2 separate regions of the Homo sapiens genome follow, and region 1 is linked to region 2. Evidence: chromatin loops called from intact Hi-C (ENCODE). Cell type or tissue: heart left ventricle. All regions are shown on one strand. Region 1 overlaps DLEU1 (deleted in lymphocytic leukemia 1). Region 2 overlaps DLEU1 (deleted in lymphocytic leukemia 1).

Region 1 (4,000 bases), 75 kb after region 2:
GGCCACAGTATGAGGTGGTGGAGTAAGCGGAAGGAGAATGTGGTATGTGTTGCAGGCTGTCAGTATTTGCCAGACTATGGTCTTTTAAAAAATATATACATACATTGCACAAAGAGTTTGGCATTATAAAAAGAATCTTTTAAGTACCACAGTCTTTTATCCAGAACATTATTAAGAACTTTTTATTAAAAATTAAGATGCCTCAGAAACCATATAAAATTTTAACAGGCTCTACCTTTCCACTTCGCCTTTTCCAGGGCACCTCAGGAGAGGTGGTAGAATTCTCAAACATTTGGAGAGCTCTGCGAGGAACATTCTACTTTGCCAATTTGTCCCTGTATTGGCCCAGGACAGCCATTTACCACCTTGTTTTTGGTTATTTCAGCTGCTGCTAGGCGTTCTCCTTCAAACACACCTGGATTGCTGTGAGGACACTGCCCCACAGGCGGAACACAATGTGTTTCTCAGAGCTGCGGACTGTGGGCTGTAGGCTCCCACAGCCCTGTGTGTGTGAGCCCGTTGGCGCTCACCAAGCTCTTCTGAAGTTCTCTGGTTTCCTCTGACTTCTCTTCTGGATGGGAACTTAGGTACGGGACCAGTCCCATATATATTCATCAGTGCAGGTCCCTTTGTTCAACTCAAATGAGCACCACATGGGGTTCCTTCTTTCTGTGGGCCTCAATCCCTTCTGTGCTTGTCTTTTAAACTAATCTGCTCACATGGGGAGAGTCTTAAAATTTTTCCTGAATGTACCTCTTTTTATCTTCAAGAGACCCTTTGCCATTCTAGGGTGCTGTAATTTGACAAATAAATCCTTGTCCCACTTTCCCCTTCCCTGGTTTCTCACCTAGATCCTGGCCTTTCGTTCACCTGCCGTCTTTCAGAGTGGAGAGTACTCACCCTTCAGTCTCCTATTCACTGCAGTAACCCAAATTCCCTTCTCTTGGGTGGTCTCCTTTATCACTTTCGTATTTCTCTAATTCTAATAGCAAGACTTCAGGCCCAGCTTGAGAAAGCATGCATTTTCCTCCTTCATGTTCGTACAGTCCATTGGACATCCTTACCATCAGCTCTTGTTGGTTGAAAGATCTGAAAACTTTCAACTGGCCATTTCCTGAGGTTCTCTTTTTTGTTCATGGAGAAGCAACTGGAGCCCTTCAGTCTGGGCACAGTCAGGAATTTTCTGGATTGCTGCCATTATTCTTTTATTCAGTAAACATTTGCTGAGTCCCTTCCATATAAAAGTCAGTATCCCAGGGGCTGGGGATACAAGAACATGACCAAGGCCCTGCCTAAAGGGGCTTGCAGGCTGGTGCGGGAGACACAGTGACACATGTTGCCTTCTATTGGATACCAGTGCAATAGGTTGGAGTGGGAGCAGGATGTATGGGATGCTCTGCCCCATGCCAGAGGATGGACCACCTCATTCAGCAAGGGAAGGGGTGTCAGGGAAAGCTGTCACCAAAAAGCCCTAGTTGAACTGAGCTGCGAATCACAATGAGTCATTCGCCAGGCAAAGTCAGCCAGGGCATTCCTGGTGGAGGCAGCCACACAGGCAAAGGTTCAGAAGTGTGCAAGGGGGTTGACTATGTCCATTCTTTTTATGAATGTTGTCAAAGCTTCAGTAATCTTGCCCCTGTGCGTTTCTTGTCTGCCCTGCAGGCAGAATGAACTGTGAGTGGGTTATCAGGAAAGGTCAAAGACTGCATGGCTGGTGTGAGGGGCTGTGGGGCTGGGCCAGGGAAGCGGGAGGGAAGGGTGAGTCACTTGAAAGTTTTGTGTGCTGAGACATGGCTCTTAAAGGAGTTCTGGGGTTTTTGCAGAGGAGAAAGTGCTTAAAGGCAGATTATGCAGCCAACAGTGAGCCAGTAAATGGTTTCACTGGGGCCTATATTGGGACATTTTGGCAGCCTTCTTTATTGGGTTTGGGGCTCTCTGGCTATCAGATACCTTTCTGTTCTCTCCTTGTGAATGCCCGTGAGGGGTTTAGGGTAAAAATGTGGAGCTTTTAAGCATCTTAATGTGATTTCAATTGCATTTTAATTTTTAATAAAATGTTGAATAAAGTTCTGCTCAAAGAGCCACAGGGATGAGAAGATTCTACTTAATAGGGAGCGTAGTATTTTCATACTGGGAGATAGATGGGTTTAACAAGACCCTGGTACATCTCTTTCAAGTAAGTGCAATAAATGGTTCTGTTGGAATGGGAAAGAAGGGAGGTGCATACATACATGCATATATCTTATTTTTCTGTATAGCCAGTAATTCCACTCTTTGGAAGTAACCGCCGAGCTTTTGGCATCTTTGACTAATACCCTCCTCATATGATAGCTACACTGCTCCAAAGACGGTACAGACATCTGAGCCAAACATTTTTTCTGTTTTGTTTGCAAGAAATGGAACTGACAGATATACCTGTCTGTTTTGTTTCCAAGAAAATGTCTTGTTAGAAATGTGTGAAAATGTATTATATGACAGTTGCTGAAAATGTTTCAGATGCAGCAATAAACTGATTGTGGTTTTTGGACCAGATGTGCACCATGTTTAGAATTTATTGTACTTCTCTGTATTCTAGCCCAGTGCTTAAGTAAATAGAGAGAAGTGCTTTGCTTTTCAGTGAGACTTCTTATGTGGGTGAATGGCATTTTCCTCCATTTCATGATGGGAAATTATAGGAATCATGCAAATTGGAAATAGTCACTCACCTCACACCCATTGTGTAGCGGAGAAGACTCAAACTAAGGGCCTGTTGTCTTTGTCCTGACTCCTGAGGTTAAGGAGAAGACTTAGCCTGCAAACGTCTATAGCTTAACTGTGCCGCATTTTCTGACTCACTTAGAAACTAAAGAAATGCACTTAATGTCGATTGTAGTATTTTAAATCCCTGCCTTTTGATCTGATGCATTGTAGAACCTAGTCAGAACTCGATTAGTTAAAAAGGCAGGAGACTTTTTCATGCATACCCCTGTGGGACTCCAGGCAGCCTTTGCCAAAGGTGTTAGACATTTGTTTTTCTATGTGTGCTCAGTAAAATAGGCTTCTAAGCATAGAAATGATCTGCGTGTTGTGATTGATCTGCTTTTTTACGCTATCTCATGTTCCATTTCACTTCTAGAGGCACATTGATTTGAATAGTTAAAGATTTGTCTCATTTCCTTGCCAAGGAGGATTATGTTTCCAGCTTTTTGTTAATTCTGGGCATTTCAACCACTGCTTCTGATAACATCCTGCTTTACTGTGCTAGGCATTCCTTGGACCCAGGACTGGGGTAAGACATGGTCCTGCTGTCAGGGAAGCAGTAAGATAGTTCATGAAGGGCATGAAGTCCAGGTGCTTCACACGGGAGACCTCGTTTAATGCTCATAGAAACGTTAGATTTTGCAAGGGGTGAGGGTGTTAATTTCTTTATTTAAAACAAAATAAAACTGAGCATCTTGTAGCTCAGAGATGAGGATCCAGAACTAATAGCTGCTTGACTACAGAGCTCATGCCCTCCCTCCAGCTCACTGCTTGACTGGTTGCATAGTCAAGACATAACAATGAACATAAGGCTAGAAATTTTTGGAATAAAGGCTAACATAGGCACTAGAGCATTAAAATACATTGTGTGTTAGAGAAGGGTCATTGTGTACATGTAGTCAGTGAAGGAAGGCTTTATGGAGGAGAACTGAGCTGTGTTTGGAAGCCTGAAGATGAGGATAGAAATCACAGGCATGAAGCCACCAAGGAGGACAAGCTTGCAGGGTTGACAACTACACCAGATTGCCAGGGGGCCGACCTGGAGAGTCGGGGAGAGGGGAATAGGAAAGAAGGGGAAGGTGGAGGGCAGGCTGTTTAGAGCTCCATGAGAAACTCTGTGTGTGTGTGTGTGTGTGTGTGTGTGTGTGTGTGTCACATGTATGTCAGAGGAGGGTTTACAATGTGGAGGAAACATACCATTTAACTAAAAATCAAAATGTTTGGGGGATATACGATGCTGAAATTTCCCATTGTAGCCAGA
Region 2 (4,000 bases):
GCTTAACCCTGTCAACGGAAGATTGTACTAAAACAGCCTGTTCAGGAAGCCCTGGAATTCCACGCTTCAAGCCATTAGCTGTGTCTTGCTTACATGAAGCTTATCACGCCACCCTCAGAAAATTTCCATCTTATCATGGGCGGCATTGTAAATAATGGAAAAAACTGTCTGAAACTGTTTGAATGTTTTCTTAGATTATTTGGAAATTTCCAGCTTTGTGCACTAGACAGAAGACCTTTGACCTCTGGGATGACAGCATAAAGGCGAGGTATGCCTTCTCTTACTTAGCCAGGGAGGGCCCATAATGACTGTGCAGACACTTTCTATTATTTTTGTCATGAAGTCTCTGAATTTAGTCACCGAGCCTATGGGAAACAAATTCGCTTTAGGAAAAAAAGCTTAGCAAGAAGAATTCATTCCTCAAGTGTAACACCTTTTTTTTTTTGAGATGGAGTTTCGCTCTTATTGTCCAGGCTGGAGGGCTGGAGTGCAAATGGAATGACCTTTGCTCACTGCATCCTTGCCTCCCAGGTTCAAGCAATTCTCCTTCCTCAGCCTGTGGAGTAGCTGGGATTACAGGCACCCACCACCACGCCCAGCTAATTTTTTGGTATTTTTAGCAGAGATGGGGTTTTACCATGTTGGCTAGGCTGGTCTCAAACTCCTGACCTCAAGTGATCCGCCTGCCTTGGCCTCCCAAAGTGCTGGGATTACAGGTGTGAGCCACCGCGCCCAGCAAGTGTAACACTTTTAAAGGTCTTTTATTTATCTGCCTATAATCTTAAGAGTGAGTTTTTAATTAAATTTTGTCACTGAAAATTTATTATTCCTTTAGGAAGCAATTTTGTGGGGGGTGCTTAGGTTAATATGTAATTATATACTTAAAATTCTTCTAGGTTCATTTAAAGATAAAGTAATATATCAGTTATTACAAGATGCCAAAGGCTAAAACATGCAATTTTCTCAGTCCAGCTCACTTTTTGTTTCCAAAGCCCTTTGCGTGCATTAACAATCTTTACACATTATGAAGTCACTGTCGCCATTTAGCCCACCTTTGCATCATGGGCTAAAATGGATGCAAAGGGTTGGTTAACTCAAAGCCATGTACTTTATTCCACCTAAATTTTGTTCATTCTGTTATTCAACCTGAAATATCCTTTCCCCTCAATTTCTGCCCGTGAAAATTGTATTTGTCTCTTAAGATTCAGATCAAATATTACCTTTCCTTACCTCCTAGGGTAGATTTCTAAAGAAAAGGATCTGTGAACATTTAGGAAAGCAAGCAGTGGTCACCAGGAATTTGTGTGGATTGCTGATAAAGAAGTCATTCTGCACTAACTTCATCTCTTCTTTGGCATTATGGCTCATCTGATAAATAAATGCAATAGACATATCTTTGGATTTCAGTAAGTCTTTGATAGAGTCTCTCTTGATAGGCTTTTGGTCTATCAATAGTACAATTAGGGGGATTAGTAACTGGTTAAATGGCTAAAGCCACAAATGACTGAATAATGGCTTTTGGCCTGTGAAATATTTCCCGTGAAATGCTGGCATGCATTTGTCCTTGGCCTTGTCTTAGAGAAAAAAATTATTAATGATGAATCAGTCAGAATAGATGTAGATAATGTTGTAGTATTGAAGACCCCCCACCCCATCCCCACTGCCAATTTAGTGGTTTAAAACAATAAATATTGATTTCTCTCACACTACTTGTTCATCTTGAGATGATGGGGGCTGGATGGGTGGGGTCTTTGCTTTGGGTTATTATTGCAGTCATTATTTGGAACATCGTTGGCTGCCAAGGCCATGTGAAAAGAGATGGTGAGGAAGCCCATATGGATGCACAACCATACACACCTCAAGTGAATGGGTGTGCAAGGCGGCAGTGTGCCTGCAAGGAGAGAAATGCCATGTTTGTGAAAAGCCCTAATGACCACCACACCCATTGGGATGGAAACAAGGTGTTGGTGGATGACACAAAATTAGGTGTATAGTGAATAGGATTTTCCCTCAGAGGACCTGATAGGAGGTTCTGAACTTTTTCAGTAATTATTTAGATGACTCTGGGCAGATCACTTAACTTTCTTCAGTCTTGGTTTCCTTACCTATAGAATAAGACCATCAGTGATATTAATGTGTCTGGGTGATGGTGAGGTGCTGTCTGGCTGGTACTGGTGTCTCTGAGCTTGGAGTCAGGTTTCTCTATTGGTGCTTTATTCTTAGATGTATAAAAGTTGTTAATTGTAAAATTTTTATTATGACTGGTACCATTATCAATTTTTAAAAATTGGCTTTTTAAAGTTGAATGTAATTTGTTTTGAATTGTATATTACATTTGTCTGATATATTTTTGCCAAACTTAAAAAACAATGTGTCAAATCTCTTATAGATAGCTCATTGTTTTTTATTCAGTCTGAAAGCCTTTTTCTTTTTTAGTACAGCCATTTGATTCATTTATATTTATTCCCAGCACTTTAAATTAATTTTTCTTTCAGGCATCTTAACTTACACTTTCGTGTCTATATTTCCCTTTTATTCTGATTTGTGCTGTATATACTACTTGCTTTGCATTTGCCTCTCTGTAAACATCCTGATTTTCAATCTACAAATATATACCTTAAATAAAGAAAACCCTAACTCATAAAGCTCATCTTTTTTGAAATATAAAAATCAAGAATAAAAATAAGCATTTATGACTCCAAATTTTGAACGCTGAGCTATGTGGGACTTTAAAAGTTTAATGTGTGATTATAAATGCCACATTTAATTTTTTAAAGTGGTCAATATGTATCTCTTTATAAAATATTTTTCTTTTTTTCTGTTAAGATTTGCAGTGATTATTCAGACCTATTAAGCTGGTGCAAAAGTAATTGCGTTTTTTTGCTATTACTTTTAATGGCAAAAACCATGATTACTTTTGCACCAACTTAATATATCTGTAATTTAACAGGTTTTAATGCTTCCTGATAATCCTTTTTAGTTACAACTTCTCTCTTCTTGAGTTCTTTTTTGTTTTATTTTGTTCTTGTTTTTTGGGACAAGGTCTCACTCTGTCATCCAGGCCGGAGCACAGTGGCGTGATCACAGCTTGCTGCAGCCTTGACATCCTTGGTTCAAGTGATCCTCCCACCTCACCCTCCCCAGGAACCATGCCTGGCCAAGTTTTTATGTTTTTTGTAAAGACTGGGTTTCATCGTTTTCCCCAGGCTGGTCTCGAACTTCTGGGCCCAAGTGATCCACCAGCCTCGGCCTCCCAAAGTGCTGAGATTACAGTCATAAGCCAATGCACTTGGCCTCTTCTTGGGTTCTTAATTGCATTTCATTTCTGTGTACTAGGGACTGTGTACTGCAGGAACTTTATTCAGAAAGATATTAGGAGATTTTCTGAGCCTCTGCATCTGAGGATGCCTTTCTGCTGTCTTTCTACAAGAAGATCAATGACTCTATATGAATTCTTGGGTCATACTTTTTTTCACTTAAATTCCGGAAATGCTGCTCCATTGCTTTAGTGTCTAGTGCCTTGTATGAAGTTGGCATGCTTTGCCAAGCTTATTTAAAATTAGAGTTGCCGAGGATAAGTCTAAAGTTGACTTTTGATCCTTTGTAGGAAAAGCAGCCACCTCCCATTCTCTAGGCCTAACCAGTCTCTGGGGCCCCTGGCATTTGTCCTGCCCCAGGTGCTGCTGTGACGACCAGCTTTGTGTGGCCTCCAGTGGACTTCATATGGACATAGCCGACCATGCCTTGCCTTGTCAGTCCCACATCCCTCACCTTCGGACCTGGGCTTCCCTGTTGATACAGAGGCACTGGATATCTTGAGACTTGCTCACCATGACGTATGTGCACCCAGAAATGCATGGAAGTTTACATCACCAGGGGCACATTTTTGGCCAACACGAGGTGGGGAGGTAGTGGGTAAAATGTTTTCCCTTCCTTCTCAGGACAGAATTGCCATGGCTCAAAAGGCCCCGTGAAATTTTGAGAAATCTGTTATGCTTGA

What was found. Peaks named below come from ENCODE experiments on the same cell type or tissue, not always from the same donor. Only the 100,000 strongest peaks of a DNase experiment are listed, where the experiment ranks them.
Region 1: it touches region 2 in a loop (8-fold over the local background); 3 of 110 quality-filtered maps call a loop at or near these places.

The regions. Positions count from the first base shown.
Region 1 is chr13:50,409,862-50,413,861 of GRCh38, forward strand. The region is part of intron 3 of DLEU1 (deleted in lymphocytic leukemia 1); the gene reads left to right. Among named protein-coding and RNA genes, the nearest start is that of DLEU1-AS1, 120 kb to the right of the region's middle. In heart left ventricle, no CTCF peak of the experiment used is centred here; a DNase peak (open chromatin) is centred at 1,560.
Region 2 is chr13:50,334,999-50,338,998 of GRCh38, forward strand. The region is part of intron 2 of DLEU1 (deleted in lymphocytic leukemia 1); the gene reads left to right. Among named protein-coding and RNA genes, the nearest start is that of DLEU1-AS1, 190 kb to the right of the region's middle. In heart left ventricle, no CTCF peak of the experiment used is centred here; no DNase peak of the experiment used is centred here.